2 separate regions of the Homo sapiens genome follow, and region 1 is linked to region 2. The links are chromatin loops, found by intact Hi-C in ENCODE. Cell type or tissue: B cell. All regions are shown on one strand. Each heading gives the region's core, and the rest is flanking DNA. Links, peaks and the distances in the headings are about the cores only. Region 1 has its middle 150 kb from the start of TRC-GCA5-1. Region 2 holds the start of LOC124903536 (a long non-coding RNA gene).

Region 1 (5,388 bases), core at 159-5,158, 240 kb before region 2:
CAGGAGTGGGGTTGGGGCTGCACGTTGATAATCTAGAGACAGAAGCAAAGCCTTTATGGAAAATTACAACAGTTCAATAGAGTCAAGAGAGGGCCAGAGCAGTGGGTACTGCCTGAAACATGAAGCCAGAGGCCAGAATGCTTAGTTTTGGTCTTCCCTAACCTGCTGGGATTTGCTCCAGCTGCAGGACTAGGCTTCTGCCTCAGTGCCCTGACTGCACTGCAGCTCCACCGTGTGTTGAATTTGCCAGAGACCATCTTGCAATTTCTTCTTTAGAGCCTACAGTAGGTAATTTTCAGAGGAGTCTTCTTTCCTCTTTGTCTGTCTGGTGCTGTTCTCCATCTTTTATTTTGCAAGATTTTTGTTAGAACCCCTTTCCCACCCCTGCTCTTCTTCACTCTTCCTTAACCAGGCAAGATATGTTTAAAGAAGGGAATTGTCAAAAGACAAGGTGAGCAGATTGCTCTTGACCTGACTTTCTGTCTCCTTGTGAAATAACCAAATACTTTTCTCTGATTACAGCAGAACGTAAATTGACATGCACACATCCCAGTGTAGTTCCCAATTCCAGGCGACTTCCACCTACTGGAAGTACTTTGAAATTACTGTTCCCAGCATACATTACTTTCAGAGGGTTCTGGGTCTTTCAGGAATTGCACCTTCTGGAATTCACGGGTCACTTCCTTTTCTACTTACCTTGGAGCTGTTTTGGGGGAGTTTGCAATCAATAAGGAAAAATAGTGGGTGGCCCATCAGAAAACAACAGCCAGGCAATTTCATATATCAGGCTAACAGATCAGCAATTTTCTAGGTCGCACATCCTTGGTCTCTGAATCAAGGGACAGATAAAGGAGGCAGCTATGAACCATTTTGCCAGCAGTATTCAGGTGGCCTTGGTACCCAACTCCTTTCCAGCCTGCAGAGCAGAATGAGTAGAAATGTTCCCAATCCACCAGGTATGACAATCCCCCCAGAGGCAGCATAGAAAGGGGCCACGTGGATGAGAATAAAAGATGCCTTTGCTCTGACCTGTGTGGATTCATCATCAAGAACCTTGTCCACCTCCCAACAGCTACATACATGCAAAAGCCTTGACACCCCAACTGACGGAAGTTAAGTTTCCTCTGCTCTCGTACCACATGAGCTAAAATAGAACTAAGTTGGATCATGAACACAAAGGTGCATTTCTTGCACACCTGAGTTTGCAGTGTGAGATTTATTGACTCTATGCTGCTTACCAGCTAGACTGGGACACCTAACATAGGGGTCTACGTCTCATTCTCCTTTATGTCTCTGGTGTTTCTCATAATATTAGGCACATATAAGTGCTCAATGGATGTGTATTAAATAATCATTTTAAATTTTAAAATATTCTCAAGTATCTTAGCATATTTAATTGACATTCTCAACTCACCATCTGACTGGGAACTCCTCAAGAATAAATCCTGTGCTTTTGCCTCTGTATTTCTGATGTTGTGCTCAAGTCTGGGAACATGGGAAACAGACACTCAGATGCTAGCTGATCAAAGTAATGGGCAAATAAGCGAATGAGATAGTGTACTGGGCTAAGAGAGGGAACGGTCTGCCAGAGAGTTGAGTTTGAAACCCATTTCTGAAACTTACTGGTTGCGTGATGTAGGTGAGTTACATAAGCCTGATTTCCTCATCCGTAAAGTGGAGATAATAATATCTATTACACAAAAATGTTTTGAAAGTAAAGTTTAAAACGACAGCATTTGTGAAAGAACTTTGCAAGTCAAGGCATGCAGAAGGCATTTTAAAAATATGAAAAACAAACCATCAAAAATCTTACTCATTGATTACTTACGAATATGCCTTTTGAAACATTCATTTTTCCCAGATACAAAACAAGAATAATAGTCCCTGTCTCTGTAGAATGAGATCAGCTTGGGATTTCTTAAATGTGCATACAGTAAAACTGTAATCTTTGTTTAAAAAAAAGCAAAATAAATTCTTATTATCCCCCAATATTAATACTAACATTAAGGTTTCTCTAATGGTATTCCATAATATTATCTTTTATACAGAAACCCAAAGTCGGCATCTAAAATGTTTATTTAAAAAATTGAAAATGTTAAGACCTGTAGCAAGCACATTATCATTAGATTTTCTGACATTTTGATTAATAAAATATCACCAGTCTGCTCAGATACATACTATAAATCATCTTCCAGACACCTGGACAGGCAGCATCCCTGACAGCTGTTCCCACAGCCAGGAGTGGTGTCAGAGTTGGTGGGTGCCTCACCTCGGAAGCTATGACACATATAAACACATTGAAAAATGCAATAATTAGAAGCAGTGCAGTCAGGTTGCAAAATGGCAGGACGAGGGGTCTCCTTGAAGGCCCCTCTGTGCTTCCCAGGAGGAGTCAAGTGCATTCGGCGACATTTGAGGTGACACCGGCCAGGTCGAGAATTGCACAGATGGCTTCCCAGACTGTGTGCTTCCTTTTCTCCACTGCAGCCTCCAGGGGAGGATTGATTACTTTGTTCAAAAGGCAGAATCAGCAGATGTTATTGATATGGAACTCTATGGGACTGGAATTCTGTACTATGGATAGCACATGAGGCTTTTTTTTTTTTTTTTAAGCCAAAGCAGCATTAGTGGAGGCTTTAAAAATAAGCCACAGTTCCCGTTTTAATGGATTCAGTGTTAGGTCATGTGCACAATCTGTTATTTAAAATGTGCATTTACAGGCCGCTGTTGAAAATACCTGCTTTTAAAATGCCTTGGGCTTCAGACTTGCTACGTAGGGCAAGACTCTGTCACAAGAGTTGTCTCTTTCATCAGCGTCTGTCTTTCCTGCTCAACTGGAGACACTGAACTCCCTACCACAGACATCTTTTCTGGGACAAGTATATTTGTCTCCTTTTTGTCTCTGATGATGAAGGAGAAAGAGTGTAAGAATATGAGACACTGGCCAATGACAGTAAAACGATCTAAAAAGAAATAAGCCAAGAAATTACAGTTTAAACCTCTTTCTTGTGCACACTCTGCCTCCTAAGAGTGCGATCCAATCACATGACCTCTCTGCCCCATCAGCTTTACTCCCCCGGTCCACCCTGTGAGGTTCTTCAGCTCCCCCTAGAGGCTGGAGTATGTTATGAGCAGGAACCACAGCTTCACCTGTGGGTAGGAGCCCATGGTCCACCCTGTGAGGTTCTTGAGCTCCTCCTAGAGGCTGGAGTATGTTATGATCAGGAACCACAGCTTCACCTAGACTTCTGTGGCCAAAGATTTAGTATCCAGGAAGAGCATCAGACACTCCTATGTCCATCGGGTCAGAGTCTTTCCTTGACCTTCTCCTTCTTTTCTGCATCCAACAAAGTTGATGCTTCAATTCTCTTTCCTGGCATTCTTGGCTCATATCTGTTAGGCTGGGTATGGGGGAAAGATGCTAGACCCTGAGTCCAGTAGTTCCAACAGCTAGGTCCTGCTCTGAGTTGCTCACTCACTCAGAAACAAAATTTTCATGATCAAACTGCACCTTCTGTCCTTATGCCCCACTCATCAGAGCAGCCCTCCGGTGCCAGCCAGAACTAAGTCTAAATCAAGCCCTAATTATTATCTAATAAGCCTTGATCTCCCTCCCAGGGTCCCTTGCAGTAGGCACCATACTCCCAGGCCACAGTCCTGCCTGACCCCCACTCATCATCCCTTTCTATTGTTAGCTTTGGCTGCTGAGGTATCCATCCACCCAGGTGTCAAGATGACCAAAGACCCTCATTCAACAGATACTCACTCAACCCCTACCACAAGCCAGGACCTGTGCCCAGCATCCAGTCCCCAAAAGGAACATGATTCCTAGCCCCCACAAGCTCACAGTCTGGTACAGGTGAGGCACCGGTGAGTATTTTCTGTGAAGGGAGTTAAGTGCCAGCTCTGTTAGAGGGTAGCAGGAGGTCCTATGGGAGTATCACTGGAGGCTGACCAGCAGGACTGGGTTTCCCAAGAGGCAGACTGGGCAGACAGGCAAGGCAAGAACATAAAAGAATGGAGGAAAAAAATAAAAGAATATCGATCTATCCAAAAAGAAGCCTTGAATTATCATTATGGGAAAATCAGAATTTTTTGGACATTCTTACATAGATTTCATGGTTCGGTAGCATTTTAATTATATATGGCACAGGAGTATTAGCATAGCTCTTCTTGCTAGGCCTCTGAAGGTTGAATCTATCTCTTCCAGAAGGGTTCGAGAAAAGCTTCCTTGACCACCACTTTCTGGAGTCATTTTGAAGGAGGGACTTCCTCTTCTGCTTTATACCATGTTTTATTTCTATCTTGCTTTACAGGAAAAATAAGCTGGTTGGCTGGGTAGGTTTGGATGTCTCTAGGTGCAGTTAGGGATAATGAGTAATATATTTTCTTACCAAATAAATAACCACATTTCACACCACTCTGGGGAGGGGCCATTTGCTGGTGCCAGTGGCTGGCTCTTTATCTACAGAAGAAATCGATGGCCCTCAGCCTCATTTTAATGCTAAAGACATGAGACATCAGTGGAAAATGAAGATGTGGGTATTGTATTTGCAACCTGAATTCGTATTCTAGGAAGAGAAGCTTGAGATAGTGAACAAACAACCAAAAAATAGTTTTATGTAATTACTGTCCCTAAACGAATCTTCCAATCTGCGTTACAGCTGAGATTCTAAGAGGCACCATGCCCCTGGGATGGGATGTTAAAATGTCTCCTTTCTCTGGCCTGCTGCCTTGCCACTAGCTGCACCCTTGATATGGGGTTTAAAAGGACCCCTCCAGCCCTGACTGCCCCTACATATCACTCTGTACCATACAGAACCTTCATTTGGGTTGTTTCTATTCACAGAACTTTCCTATCTCTGCACTTTCCTTCTCTCCATTGCCTATAGTGATTTGTCATTTGCAATTTGTACATTTCAGATGGCAAGCTTGCAGAAGGCAGGAACATCTTACACCTTTTTTTGTTACCCATTTCCTACCAAGGGTTGGGCTCAGCACGTGGTACAGAGAGGGCACTTCATGAATGTTTGTTGAATTGAATTGAGTGCCATAAATTATAAAATAGATTCATGAAGATTCAGTTCCTGGATTTAAATATATCAGAAAGATTTCCTCAGAATTAACACAATTTAGCAATTTTACCAGCCTAAATCTGCCACAGTGAACCCTCCCAGAAGAATTGGAGCAAGCTAAAAATAGTGCATGAGTTTGGGAGCTTTTTAAGGAAAATAGATGTGTCATATTTGTTAGCAATGCTCATGAATGGTGGGCATATATCTGAGTAAGTGGCAAACAGAGAGTCTTCCTGTTTAAAGGGGTTTAAAGGGGTCTCAATTTGGGTCAATTTGTGGCAAATATTCAAATTCTCTAGGCTCAGTGAAAACA
Region 2 (5,388 bases), core at 93-5,092:
CTATGTAGCCATTTTTTTTTTTTTTGAGATGGGGTCTCACTCTGATGCCCAGGCTGGAGTGCAGTGATACAATCTTGGTTCACTGTAGCCTCAACCTCCTGGGCTCAAGTGATCCTCCCACCTCAGCATCCTGAGTAGCTGGGACTATAGGCACGTGCCATCATGCCCAACTAATTTTTTTAATTTGTAGAGACAAGATCTATGTTGCCCAGGCTGCCTGTGTAGCTTTGGTGTCAGAAGTCATCTCTGCCAGACAAAATCTGCTGCACCTGTAGACAACTGGATATGATTCTCATGGCTGGCAAGAGAGTATTCCAATTTAAGCTGAGCTGCCCCATGTCTGTCTGTGATATTTGCCTATTCTCACATTAAATTTACCTCTGGATAGCAGATTTTAGATCCCCTATAGAAGTGTTCCTCTAATTTTAACATGCAGAAGGCACCCTGGGGTGTTTATGTAAAATGCAAATTTCCAACCCCCATCCCCAGAGATTCTGATTTAAGAGGTAGTCTGTAGAAAACAGTTTGAAAAATAGTGCTCTAGAAAACAGTGCTGTCCAATAGGACTTTCTGTGATGACAGAAATAGAGCACTATTCAATATGGTAGGCACTAGCCAAATGAGCCTATGTAGCAGTTAAGATGTGGCTACCATCTTAACTGCTTACCAAGGAAGTAAGTTTTAAATTTTATTTAATTTTAATCAATTTAAGTTTAAATTGTCCCATGTGACTAGGGCTTCCACATTGGACAGTGCACCCTAGAATCTTGTTACTCAAAGTGGGCAGCAAACAACAAGCAGCAGCAGCAGCACCCAGGATTTGTCAGAAATGCAGAATTTCAGGCCCCACCCTAGACACCTCAGACCTACTGAATCACTATCTGCATTGTATCAAGATCCCCAGGTGATCCACGTGCCAATAAAGGTGAATACTCACTTTCTAGAATATTTTGGTGGTTCACTGACTCTTCCATTCCCGAATCATCCACTATCTGTTAACACACTTTCCTTGTTATAGACTAATTATCATATTCAATTGTTTAAATCTAGTTCTTACCCCACATTGTTGGTACCTAGCATTATTGGTCTGAAGGGTATAAAGTGTGTGTGTGTGTGTGTGTGTGTGTGTGTGTGTGTGTGTGTGTGTGTTTGCGTGTGCGTGCGCGCACATGGAGGAGGGTGGGGAGAAATGGGGATGGGGGGAGAGAGAGAGAGAGATAACGCAAGGTTATAACCAGGCTGGAAAGGGCCCTATCTGCAAGCTAAGGGTTTGGACTTTATTCCTTGGGCAATAGAGAACCATCAAAAGCTGTTAAGCAGGTAGGTGGCTTGGGCAGAGTTATGTTTTATGAAGATAATCATGGAAGTATGGAGGATGGCCTGGAGGATGGCCTGGAGTATGGAGGATGGCCACACAGATAACTAATCTCTACCGTCCTCTGGTTCTTACATTAAGTATACCTACAGGGAGTAGGACTTGCTATCTTATCTTACCCCTAGATTTGAGGAACAGCAAGTACTTAGGACTTATAGCAGTGTATCCATTCTACATGGTCAACATCTACAGTATCCCAACCCAGATCTTCAGAATAATATAGTATTCTTTATCTCTAAGCTTGGGAGGAAATAACAAACACTTTTGTATTTCAATCCTGAAGAGATTATTTCTCGGTGATAAACCAAATGTTTGCCATTTATAGTAGTGAACTCTTTGGGATCTGACTCATCATTGAAACAACAATTTGCTTTGAAAGTGTACTTTTCAAACATACTGTTTTAAGACTAAAAGGATAAATAAGACATTCACGGGACACATAATAATCAAAGCAATAAAATACTACAGGTTTTCCTTCAGATATCTTTTTCATTGGCAATGATATGGTCTGTTATCATAAGCCTCAATATTAAAATGAAAAACAGACCAGGCAGGGTGGTTCACGCCTGTAATCCCAGCACTTTGGGAGGCTGAGGCAGGCAGATCACCCGAGGTCAGGAGCTCAAGACCAGCCTGACCAACATGAAGAAACCCCATCTCTACTAAAAATACAAAATTAGCCTGGCATGGTGATGCATGCCTGTAATCCCAGCTACTCAGGAGGCTGAGGCAGGAGAATCACTTGAACCCAGGAGGCGGAGGTTGTAGTGAGCTGAGATCACACCATTGCACTCCAGCCTGGGCAACAAGAGCGAAACTCTGTCTCAAAAATAAATAAATAAAATAAAATAAAAAAACAGTTGCAACTGGTGATGGGAAGAGGCAGAAAATGGGAAGGGGAAGAGTAGGGGACTTAAAAAGTATTTCTAGTTTTTAATCTAGTCTTGGAAATCCTTCGATATACTCAGAGATAGATCCTGGCAGCCAGGGGAAGTCTGAAAGGGAAAGACCCAAAAGAAAGGGGTCTGTTGTTTCCTAGGTGACAGGGGTCTTAAAGGCACTCTGTTCTTAAAAGAATAACTTAAAGAAGTTATTCCACCCAAATACTGTGGGCAAAATAACAGCCCCAACCAGAGCATTCAGACAGAAGACAAAGAGGCTTGTATTGGGACACAGGGGGACCAGAAAGATGAAGAAATCCTGGGGAGGCCAGTACCAGCAAGAGGCTACACACACAGATACAGTCACCACACACAACAAAGGAGGGACTGATGGAGTTCATGACCCTGTAGCTCAAGCAGAGCTGCTAAGTGCAGTGACCAGTGAACCTAACCCACTGGGGTTTGGGAAGAAGACATTAGAACCTCTATTAATATTTACTTTTCATCTTTAAAAGACAAGAAATTGCATTTTGCTAAAAGTTAAAATTTAGATTGACATCAGCCCCTCCCTCCACTTGCAAATCAGAAGGTCCTATGTCAGGTACAGTACACAAGCTGTGGTGGGAGGTGGCAGGGGTGTAGGAGTTAGATAACGTGGGAGGGGTGTTTAGTTGATTTCAGCATATTGAGATGTACTGCAGTTCCTAGGTATGTGCCCAGACACAAGGGCTTACCTATTAGGTAGTTTTTACTAAACCGAGCCACTGGACAAGTAGCTTAAAAAGATTCTTGGTGGCTCACGCCTGTAATCCCAGCACTTTGGGAGGCCGAGGTGGGCAGATTATGAGGTCAGGAGATCAAGACCATCCTGGCTAACACGGTGAAACCCCATCTCTATTAAAAAAAAAAATACAAAAAAAATTAGCTGGGTGTGGTGGCACACACCTGTAGTCCCAGCTACTTGGGAGGCTGAGACAGGAGAATTGCGTAACCCGGGAAGCGGAGCTTGCAGCGAGCCGAGACCACACCACCGCACTCCAGCCCGGGAAACAGAGCGAGACTCCATCTCAAAAACAAAAACAAAAACAAAAAGATTCTTGCAAAGAAACAGCAGACCAAGGATAATTGTAATACAGGTTGAACATCCCAAATCGAAAAGCCAAAATCTGAAATGCTCCAAAATCCGAAACTTTTTGAGTGCCAACATAAGGCCCAAAGGAAATGTCCATGGGAGCATTTCAGATTTCAGACTTTCAGTTAAGGATGCTTACCTAGTAAGTATACAATGCAAATATTCCAAAATCTAAAAAAATCCAAAATCCAAAACACTTCTGGTCCCAAGATTTCAGAGAGGAGATATTCAGCCTGTAATGCAAGCAAAAATGACAACACTAGTTGATACTTCTGTTCCTGGTGCAAGCTGTTCATGAGCCAGGAAAAAACATTAAGTTTTACCAATAAGTCAGCCAAAAAATTTGAAACTATCACAAAGATTTTTTAAAGTAGGTATCTGTGTTCGCCATGGTTAATGATGAATCTCACTCTTCAGATACACACAATGAAAAGTGTGAAGCCATCACAATTAGCAGAAGCTACAGATCCGGAAGATAAGACGAACCTCCACCATGTGTTCAGCAATACTTAACATCATAAGATACTAACTCCAATACTTGTTAAGCAATGCTCACTAAATATAGTCATAAATGTTTATAAACCTTTCAAAAGTTTTCTCACTTAATAGCAAAAGACAAAAAGTAACATACCATTTAAAAATTACTTCTTCTTCATACCATGGAAATGTGGATGAAATACTGGTGAAACAATTTAGGGGGAAAAAGACCCTGACGCATCTTTTTGTCAGGAAGTACTATTGGATGACAAGTAGAAAACACTGCTGACAATCTGAAGAAATAAGTACAGGAAGAAATTTTTCAGGGCGTGAGGCTGAGTAGAAGGAGAGATGTTTCCAACATGTCTCCTCTTACGGTACCACTGCAGGAAGAAAGACATTAAGGTAGCGATGAAGTGGTGAGGATATATTTCTCAAAATTAATCTACCTTAAAAAAAAAAAACAAGTTTATTTTATGAGCAAACTAAGTCTAATCCCTGATGGAATGGCTACTTTGACTGAAATGTTTTTTTTAAAGGTGAGATGGGGCTGGGCACAGCAGCTCAGGCTTGTAATCCCAGCACTATGGAAGGCCGAGGTGGGCAGATCACTTGAGGCCAGGAGCTCAAGACTAGCCTGAGAAACATGGCAAAACCCCATCTCCACTAAAAATGCAAAAATTAGCTGGGTGTGGTGGCACACTCCTGTAATCCCAGCTACTTGGGTGGCTGAGGCAGGAGAATCGCTTGAACCCAGGAGGTGGAGGTTGCAGGGAGTCAAGATCACACGACTGCACTCCAGCCTGGGCAACAGACAGAGGCTCTGTCTCTAAATATATATATATATTTTATATATATATATATATATATAATATATTATATATAATATATATATATAATATATATAATATATTATATATATATATTTTATATTATATATTATATATATATATAAATATGAGATGGTAGATTCCACATTAAGAATTGAGCAACAGCATTACTAAATAATTCACAGGCAAGACTTTCATGTGCTAACAGTATCACTGATGTGAATTTTATAAAATTAAGAACTTCAACATGTAGTAGAATATTTACAACTCTTTGGGATGCAATAGGAGGTACCCATGAACAATACTTTGATTCACTTAAATTTCTCTGATCATCTCAAGGTAAAATACTTTTAAAAGAGCTACAAACTGGCCAGGCATGGTGGCTCACATCTATAATCCCAGCACTCTGGGAGGCCGAGGCGGGCAGATCACGAGGTCAGGAGTTCAAGACCAGCCTGGCCAACATAGTGAAACCCCGTCTCTACTAAAAGTACAAAAATTAGCTGGGCATGGTGGCGGGCACCTGTAGTCCCAGCTACTTGGGAGGCTGAGGCAGGAGAATCGCTTGAACCTGGGAGGCGAAGGCTGCAGTGAGCCGAGATCACGCCACTGCACTCCAGCTGGGGTTGGGGGGGTTGGACACAGAAAGATTCTTGTCTCAAAAAAAACAAGCTGTAAACTCAAATATGAGTT

What was found. Hi-C counts contacts between places; a loop is a spot of excess contacts. Peaks named below come from ENCODE experiments on the same cell type or tissue, not always from the same donor. Only the 100,000 strongest peaks of a DNase experiment are listed, where the experiment ranks them.
Region 1: a loop joins it to region 2, with 9 times the contacts of the local background. A loop is called at or near these places in 2 of 110 quality-filtered maps.

Annotation. Positions count from the first base shown.
Region 1 is chr15:79,593,082-79,598,469 of GRCh38, forward strand. No RefSeq gene overlaps it. Among named protein-coding and RNA genes, the nearest start is that of TRC-GCA5-1, 150 kb to the right of the region's middle. In B cell, for the core only: a CTCF peak has its summit at 3,159 (motif pointing left); a DNase peak (open chromatin) is centred at 3,130.
Region 2 is chr15:79,835,462-79,840,849 of GRCh38, forward strand. LOC124903536 (a long non-coding RNA gene) reads right to left here and starts at 4,459. Exons shown (of 2, transcript XR_007064730.1): 1 at 1-4,459. In B cell, for the core only: no CTCF peak of the experiment used is centred there; no DNase peak of the experiment used is centred there.